Regions from separate parts of the Homo sapiens genome. Here all the other regions are linked to region 1. A link is a contact called in ENCODE Hi-C or POLR2A ChIA-PET data. All regions are on one chromosome and are shown on one strand. The core of a region is the stretch at or near the end of the contact, and the rest is flanking DNA. Distances in the headings are between cores, read along the strand shown. Region 1 holds the start of OASL (2'-5'-oligoadenylate synthetase like). Region 2 overlaps RHOF (ras homolog family member F, filopodia associated). Region 3 overlaps KDM2B-DT (KDM2B divergent transcript).

Region 1 (2,870 bases), core at 240-2,739:
AGTTGGATACATGAGTCTGGATTTCAGGGAAGAGGTATGGATTTAAGATACAAATGTGGGAGTCACTGGGTATGGTGGCTCACGCCTGTAATCCCAGCACTTTGGGAGGCCGAGGAGGGCAGATCAGGAGTTCAAGACCAGCCTGGGCAACATGGTGAAACACTGTCCCTACTAAAAATACAAAAAGTTAGCCAGGCGCGGTGGCGGGCTCCTGTAATCCCAGCTCCTTGGGAGGCTGAGGCACAAGAATCGCCTGAACCTGGGAGGCAGAGGTTGCAGTGAGCCGAGATTGTGTCACTGAACTCCAGCCTGGGCGAGACAGTGAGACTCCATCTCAAAAATAAACAAATAAATAAAAATAAAATTAAAATGTGGAAGTTGCCAGAGTAAAAACATTTAAACGCTGGCTGAAATCACCAAGGGAGTAAGTCTAGAACAAGAAGAGAAAAGGACCCAGGACTAAGCCCTGGAGCACTTAATATTATTCAGAGTTTGGGAAGTTGCAGGTGTCCAGCTATGTTGCCCAGGCTGGTCTTGAACTCCTGGCCTCAAGTGATCCTCTCACCTTGGCCTCCCAAAGTGCTGGGACTACAAGCATGAGCCACCATGCCCAGCCCGGATCCCCAGTCTTTAAGATTCCTCTCAAGCAGGTGTCTGCTAACACCAAATGAAACTCATCTGCCGGCTTCATGTTTTCATGCTTTTTTCCTACTTAACTCATCGCACTGGACTTTTGCAGTCTCTTTTTTCTGTGTCTCCTCCACCGTTCTGGGAGTCCCCTTGGAACAGGAACCTCATCTTATTTTGTCTTCTTGGCTCAATGCATGAACTTCTTGGTTCAGTGCGTGAATCATAATACCTGTTAAACCCACTCTATGGGCCGGGCGCGGTGGCTCACGCTGTAATCCTAGCACTGTGGGAGGCCGAGGTGGGCGGATCATTTGAGGTCAGGAGTTTGAGACCAGCCTGACCAAAATGGTGAGACCCCCGTCTCTACTAAAAATACAAAAAAAAAATTAGCCGGGCGTGGTGGCACATGTCTGTAGTCCCAGCTACTAGGGAGGCTGAGGCAGGAGAATCGCTTGAACCCGTGAGGCAGAGGTTGTAGTGAGCTGAGATTGCACCACTGCACTCCAGCCTGGGCAACAGAGCAAGACCCGGCCAAAAAAAAAAAAAAACAAAAAAACAAAAAAACCCACTCTATGAATAGTGAGGGTCAAAGAGGTTAGAGTCTGGCACAGGTAGACTAGAATTCCCAGTCTGTTCTCTTGGGCTCCAGATTCTCACTCCACCACCTGAACACTAGTGAGTCCCTTCCGTTCCCAAGCCTCAATTTCCTTAGACAGATGTAAGCAGTTGAATTGACTAACAACTATCCAACCCCAACCTACTGGGCAAGTTGCCTCCTTTGGGGTCAAACACTATCCAACTTCAGTTTCCCAACGTCATAAAGGAGAACTCTAAAAGTTGAGAATCGAAACTGATGACAGATTGACTAGACGGCCAGCCTGTTAAGGTGGCCCCAGATATTCCAGCCTCAGCCCAGAGTCCTCCTGTGCCCCTACTGCAGCAAGGGTGTCTCCAAGAAGGGGGACCTGGAGTCAGCCCGTCACACCTGGTTTCCTCTCTGCTAGGGTCCCTCCTCCCACAGAGCACTGGAGGGCAGCTGAGGAGGAGCTACCTTAAAAAAGGAGGTGTGTGCCAGGGAGCTGGGTAGGAGCCTGGCTATATATCTGCCCAGCAGCGGTACTCTCGGGACAGAGATGGCACTGATGCAGGAACTGTATAGCACACCAGCCTCCAGGCTGGACTCCTTCGTGGCTCAGTGGCTGCAGCCCCACCGGGAGTGGAAGGAAGAGGTGCTAGACGCTGTGCGGACCGTGGAGGAGTTTCTGAGGCAGGAGCATTTCCAGGGGAAGCGTGGGCTGGACCAGGATGTGCGGGTGCTGAAGGTAGTCAAGGTAAGACTGGGCTCCTCCAGCCCCCACGCAAGACAAAACCCAGTATCAGAGTCCACGTCCCTGGGGATGCTGGGGACCCCTGTCCTCCTTATCCCTAGCCCATGCTGATGACATCTCAGAATACCCCATCCCACCTAGCTGTCTACACCCCACTGCACCACTGCCTTGAGTAGAATGAGTCTAGTAATAATAGCTCACATTTGGGGGCTCACTGGACTAACCTCTTAACATACACTATCTCTAATTCTTGCACTCTGTGAGATAGGTACTATTCTTTGCCCAGTTTACAGATTAGCAAATGGAGGCTCAGAACCAATACAATGCGAGGTCCTTGGTTGGATCCTAGTGTGAATGAACCATCTGTAAAATATAGTTTGGGGACAACTGGCCTAGATATCAGATAGTACATATATCTGATATGGGAAATCATTGTTGATTTTGTTAGGTGTAACAGTAGTTTTGTGGTTATCAGAAGGTTGTCTTTTGTTTGGACACGAACACTGAAGTATTTTAGGGACAAAGTTCCTTGGTGCCTATAATTTACTTTAACGTGGCTTAGATTAAGCACATGTAGCCAGGAATTTAGACTTGTTGAATCAACTAGTTGGGTATATGAGTGTTAGTTGTATCATCTATTTTTCTATGTGTTTTAACTTTTTGATAATAAAATGACTTTTTTTTTTTTTAGAGACAGGGTCTCGCTCTGTCACCCAGGCTGGAGTGCAGTGGCACAATCACCACTCACTGTAGCCTCAATCTCCCTGAGCTCAGGTGATCCTCAGCCTCCTAAATAGCTTGGGATTACAGGCATGCACCACCATGCTCAGCTAATTTTTGTATTTTTTGTAGAGATAGGGTTTCACCAATGTTGCCCATGCTGGTCTCGAACTCCTGGGATCAAGAATATGC
Region 2 (2,870 bases), core at 212-2,711, 750 kb before region 1:
CTGGGGACAGCTTCCTGGAAGAACTGGTGCTTTTAGAATGGCCTGGCAGGCAGCTGACCTTGGGGACTGGTTGGCCTCTGGCTCACAGGGTGCTTGTCTCTGACCTTGACAAAGGCCCCCTCCACCACTTGCGTTCTTAACAGGAAGAACTGTCCCCACCCAGCGCACCTCCCAGGGTGGCTGCTTGAATGAACACAGGTCAGGAAGTGGAATGCCCTTGCCAAGGCTGCAGGGCACCTAAAGCCAGAGAGATGACGATTAACCCTCTTCAACCACTCCTTCCTTTGAGCCTTCCTTCACCAAACAGGTATTGAGCTCGCCTGTGTTCCCAGGGACCCAACAGTGAACAGCACAGAGGTGGTTCCTGCCCGCAGGAGAGGCAAACCAAAAAACCCAGAGAATTACTGTTTTTTTTGTTTTTGATTTTTGTTTTTGTTTTGAGACAGAGTCTCGCTGTGTTCCTCAGGCTGTAGTGAAATGGCACGATCTCAGCTCACTGCAACCTCAGCCTCCTGGGTTCAAGCAATTCTCCAGCCTCAGCCTCCCAAGTAGCTGGGACTACACGTGCCTGGCCCCATACCCGGCCAGTTTTTTGTATTTTTAGTAGAGACAGGGTTTCACCATGTTGGCCAGATTGGTCTCGAACTCCTGACCTCAAGTGATCCACCTGCCTCAGCCTCCAAAAGTGCTGGGATTACAGGTGTGAATCACCCCGCCCGGCCCCAGAGAAGTATTGTGAAATCAGGTAGGGGTGAGAGCCATGAGTAAAGCCACTGTCATGGGGCAGACTGCCAAGGAAGCTGTTTCAGAGCAGTCAGGAAAGGTCTCTGGGAGGAGGCGACATTCCATAGAGCCCTGAAGGAGAGGAGGGAAGGAGCCACACTGCTCCCTGTTGAAAGAGCCTTCTGGAGGAGTGAACAGCAAGGGCAGAGGCCCCAGGAAAGGCAGGCAGGGTGTGACTGCCTCCAGCGCCCCGGGGCTGACTTCTTCCCTCACCCACTGCAGCCTGATGCCTGCCCCGCCACCTCCTGTCCTGATGTCACTGCATGCCATAGTTGCCAAACCCAGTGGGCAAGTCTCAACCCTTGTCTCTGCTGTGTGTGACGAGAGTGGAACAACCTTGGCTGACATGGTGGCTCACGCCTGTAATCCCAGCACTTTGGGAGGCCGAGGCAGGTGGATCATCTCAGGTCAGGAGTTTGAGACTAGCCTGGCCAACATGGTGAAACGCCGTCTCTACTAAAAATACAGAAAAAAGGCCAGGTGCTGTGGCTCACACCTGTAATCCCAGCACTTTGGGAGGCCGAGGCGGGTGGATCACAAGGTCAGGAGATCGAGACCATCCTGGCTTACACGGTGAAACCCCGTCTCTACTTAAAAAAATAAAAAAAAAATTAGCCGGGCGTGGTGGTGGGCGCCTGTAGTCCCAGCTACTCTGGAGGCTTGAAGCAGAAGAATGGCGTGAACCCAGAAGGCGGAGTTTGCAGTGAGCCGAGATCACGCCACTGCATTCCAGCCTGGGCGATAGAGTGAGATTCTGTCTCAAAACAAACAAAGAAAAGAAAAGGCTGGGCACGTGGCTCACACCTGTAATCCCAGCACTTTGGGAGGCTGAGGTGGGCGGATCACGAGGTCAGGAGATCGAGACCATCCTGGCTAACACAGTGAAACCCCGTCTCTACTAAAAGTACAAAAAATTAGCTTGGTGTGGTGGCGGGCACCTGTCAAGTCCCAGCTACTCAGGAGGCTGAGGCAGGAGAATCGCTTGAACCCGGGAGGCGGAGGTTGCAGTGAGCTGAGATCGCACCACTGCACTCCAGCCTGGGTGACAGAGTGAGACTCCGTCTCAAAAATAAAATAAAATAATAAAAATACAAAAAAAATTAGCCAGGCATGGTGGCACCTGCCTGTAGTCCCAGCTACTCAAGAGGCTGAGGCAGGAGAACCACTTGAACCCAGGAGGCGTAGCTTACAGTGAGCTGAGATCGTGCCACTGCACTCCAGCCTGGGCAACAGAGCAAGACCCTGTCTCCAAAAAAAAAAAAAAAAAAAAAGTAAAGAAAAAAAGAAATGAGAGAAGACGTCCAAGGGGGCCCCATTTTATAACCTTATCCACGGTTTCACTTTCTGTAGTTTCAGTTACCTGAGGTCTGAAAATATTACCTGGAAAATTCGAGAAATAATTCATAAATTTTAGATCATGCACTGCTCTGAGCAGCGTGATGAGATCGTGCGCTGTCCTGCTGCATCCCACCCGGGATATGATTCGCCCCTTCCTCTGTGTATCCCTGCTGGAGACACCACCTGCCTGTGAGTCAGTCAGTAGCTGGCTCGGTAACAAGCCAGGCTGGTCTTGAACTCCTGAGTTCAAGTGATCCTCCCGCCTTGGCTTCCCAAAGTGCTGGGATTACAGGTGTGAGCCACGGTGCCTGGCCCTGTTTTATTTTATTCTTGTTGTTAATCTCTTACTGTGCCTAATTCATAAACTAAGCTGTCTTATAGGTGTGTACATATAGAAAAAAACAGCGTATCTAGAGTTCTAGACTGTGGTTTCAAACATCCACTGGGGGTCTTGGAATCCACCCTTGTGGGTTAGGGGGACTAATGTACCTGTTCACTCCGGCCATATTTGTAAAAGGGAATAAGTTATGCCAGAACTGTGAACCCCATTGTTACATCTTAAAGGACCAGAACCTATTTTTGCACAATACAAAACAAAATAGCACGTTAGTGTGTATCAGCAGAAGGAACATCCCACTTGGAATTTCATGAGCTGGGGTTGACTCCTGGCCCAGTCACTGAGTCATTGACCTCAAGCAAATCACTTCATTTCTGTGACTCTCAGGTTCTTCCTATGTTGTGGGAGTATT
Region 3 (2,870 bases), core at 201-2,700, 550 kb before region 1:
TTATTATTATTATTTTTTGAGATGGAGTTTTGCTCTTGTTGCTCAGGCTGGAGTGTAATGGTGTGATTTTGGCTCACCGCAACCTTCACCTCTCGGGTTCAAGCGATTCTCCTGCCTCAGCCTCCCAAGTAGCTGGGATTGCAGGCATGCGCCACCATGCCTGGCTAATTTTGTATTTTCAGTAGAGACGGGGTTTCTCCATGTTAGTCAGGCTTGTCTCGAACTCCCGACCTCAGGTGATCTGCCTGCCTTGGCCTCCCAAAGTGCTGGAATTACAGACATGAGACACCTCGCCCGGCCTATTTTTCTTTTTCTTTCTTTCTTTCTTTCTTTCTTTTTTTGAGACGTAGTCTTGCTGTCACCCAGGCTGGAGTGCAGTAGCACGATCTAGGCTCTGCAACCTCCGCCTCCCAGGTTCAAGCATTTCTCTTGCCTCAGCCTCCCAAGTAGCTGAGATTGCAGGCATGAGCCACCATGCCCAGCTAAGTTTTATGTTTTTAGTAGAGATGGGGCTTCCCCATGTTGGCCAAGTTGGTCTCAAACTCCTGACTTCAGGGGATCTGCCTGCCTCGGCCTCCCAAAGTGCTGGGATTACAGGTGTGAGCCATCGCGCCTTGACCCTCTGGTAACTTTTTTTTTTTTGAGATGGAGTCTCGCTCTGTCACCCAGGCTGGAGTGCAGTGGCGAGATCTCGGCTCACTGCAAGCTCCGCCTCCTGGGTTCACGCCATTCTCCTGCCTCAGCCTCCTGAGTAGCTGGGACTACAGGTGCCAGCCACCACGCCCTGCTAATTTTTTGTAGAGATGGGGTTTCACCGTGTTCGCCAGGATGGTCTCCATCTCCTGACCTTGTGATCCGCCCACCTCAGCCTCCCAAAGTGCTGGGATTACAGGCGTGAGCCACTGCGCCCGGCCTCCTCTGGTAACTTTCATGTGACCCCATTTTACAGATGAGAAAACTGAGACTTAAGTTTGGACACTTTGTCCTAGGTCATGCAGCTGACTACATTTAGGAACTGCGAATGTTCATTTATGTAAATACTTCTGCTTTAGCAGTGCCTCTTCCATGAGGTAATGTGTGTAAAAGCTTTCTTGTAGTAGAGCCATATAAACACGAAGCATTGTTATTCATTTTGCTGGACTTTTGGCTCCATCCAGTTCAGCCTGCAGCATTTAGGGAGTCCAGGAAGGGGTGAGGGCAGTAATTAAAGCCTAAAGGCCCAATGGCCTGTCGGAATTCCCTGTCTATTCTGGTTCCCTCTCCGAGGCACCTCCAGATTTTATCTTCTACCAAATAGAGAGTTTGTTTCTCAGAAGTTGCAGGATGTGGGCGGTTATATAAAAAAAAAAAAAAAAAAAAAAAAAAAAGCAGCATCAACAACTACAAAAACCCCAGCAGCAGCCTAAACACAAAAGAGTCTGAATTTTGAACAAAGGGCAGGGTGAGACCTGAAAGTAAACGCTGACACATCCTCTCCCCAGCTGTGAACTGGGGGTCTGAGGGCTGCAGCAAAGGTCATCTGTCTCTATCTTTAGGCAGGAAATGCAATTCAATCCTCCCAGTGACTGATCACTTCGCAAGATTAATGGAATCATCTCCAACACTGGTCCCTGTTCCAACAGCACAAAAAGTGAATCAACCTTCTCACTTACTCAGCGAGGTCAGCGGATTCCCCGTTCTAAAAGTTCAAAACTTTTCTCCAGGAAATTTGTCCTTGACTATTCCTTTGTGGGGCGAAATCCTGCTTTCTGGGCTAAGACTGAAATGTGGTATTTGAAAGTCCGGGGACTTTTGTAGGCTTTTCATCTGTTACTACTTCAACTTTAAAATAAAATAAATGCAAAAGGCCTGATTTTCCCTGAAAGGGTTAATTGCCAGCCCTCTGAGCCCTCCCTCGGGGATCGTCAACCAATCACAATTGAGTATGATGAAGTAATGCTTAGATTTTTATTTCCATTGGTTAAAGTACTTGTCCATCAATCCAAAGAGGCAATTTTTTTTTTTTTTTTTCTTTTTTTTCTTTTTTGTTTTTTTGAGACAGAGTCTCGCTCTGTTGCCCAGGCTGGAGTGCAGTGGCGCGATCTCGGCTCACCACAACCTCCGCCTCTCGGGTACAAGCGATCTTCCTGCCTCAGCCCCGCTAGTAGCTGTGATTACAGGCACGCGCCACCACGCCCGGTTAATTTTTGTATTTTTAGTAGAGGGGGGGTTTCACCATGTTGGCCAGGCTGGTCTCAAACTTCTGACCTCAGGTGATCCACACGCCTCGGCCTCCCAAAGTGATGGGATTACAGGCGTGAGCCACCGCGCCCGCCCTAAAAAGACAAGTTTTTTAAAGAATCTTTGAACTTTCGTGACTCTTCCTGGCATTAACCCCTTAATTAACTCACCTGTTATATTCAGTGTTCCTTTCAACCCTCACAGTGGAAGAGACAGATTATAAAATGAAGAATTCGCTGGGCGCGGTGGCACACGCCTGTAGTCCCAGCACTTTGGGAGGCCGAGGCGGGTGCATCCACCTGAGGTCTGGAGTTCGAGAGCAGCCTGGCCAACATGGTGAAACCCTGCCTCTACTAAAAACACAAAAATGAGCCAGGCATGGTGGTGGGCACCTGTAATCCCAGCTACTCAGGAGGCTGAGACAGGAGAATAGCTTGTACCCGGCAGGTGGAGGTTGCAGTGAGCCGAGATCGTGGCATTGCACTCCAGCCTGGGCGACAGAGCAAGACTCCGTCTCTAAATAAATAAATAAAATGAAGAATTCTAGAGAGAAACTGAAGTCTTCCCCAAATGGCCAAGGCTTGACAGTCTATATGCATGCATTTTGGTCTTCCTTAGTCTTTTTACTCAATCTACAAAAGACTGAGGAA

The links. Hi-C counts contacts between places; a loop is a spot of excess contacts on that map. ChIA-PET counts read pairs that join two places held with the same protein, here RNA polymerase II (POLR2A). Pooled maps may share reads with other maps.
Region 2: a pooled map shows a loop between it and region 1 (3-fold over the local background). The contact joins the enhancer-like site here to the promoter of OASL in region 1. A Hi-C loop is called at or near these places in 5 of 50 pooled maps. POLR2A ChIA-PET finds 5 or more read pairs at or near these places in 2 of 52 experiments (SK-N-SH and activated CD4-positive, alpha-beta T cell).
Region 3: a pooled map shows a loop between it and region 1 (18-fold over the local background). The contact joins the enhancer-like site here to the promoter of OASL in region 1. A Hi-C loop is called at or near these places in 6 of 50 pooled maps. POLR2A ChIA-PET finds 5 or more read pairs at or near these places in 2 of 52 experiments (Caco-2 and Panc1).

The regions. Positions count from the first base shown.
Region 1 is chr12:121,037,865-121,040,734 of GRCh38, reverse strand. OASL (2'-5'-oligoadenylate synthetase like) reads left to right here and starts at 1,489. Exons shown (of 6, transcript NM_003733.4): 1 at 1,489-1,961. The coding sequence starts at 1,764. RefSeq lists enhancers at 1,325-1,744, 1,324-1,823, 1,824-2,325.
Region 2 is chr12:121,784,607-121,787,476 of GRCh38, reverse strand. All of the region lies in intron 2 of RHOF (ras homolog family member F, filopodia associated), which reads left to right. Among named protein-coding and RNA genes, the nearest start is that of RHOF, 7.6 kb to the left of the region's middle. RefSeq lists a silencer at 74-123. Within about 2 kb of position 1,461, at least 23 of the 41 ENCODE cell types and tissues checked have a DNase peak (open chromatin) inside an H3K27ac peak, as active enhancers do.
Region 3 is chr12:121,589,396-121,592,265 of GRCh38, reverse strand. The region is part of intron 1 of KDM2B-DT (KDM2B divergent transcript); the gene reads right to left. Among named protein-coding and RNA genes, the nearest start is that of KDM2B, 9.8 kb to the right of the region's middle. RefSeq lists enhancers at 1-492, 493-1,308. Within about 2 kb of position 1,450, at least 28 of the 41 ENCODE cell types and tissues checked have a DNase peak (open chromatin) inside an H3K27ac peak, as active enhancers do.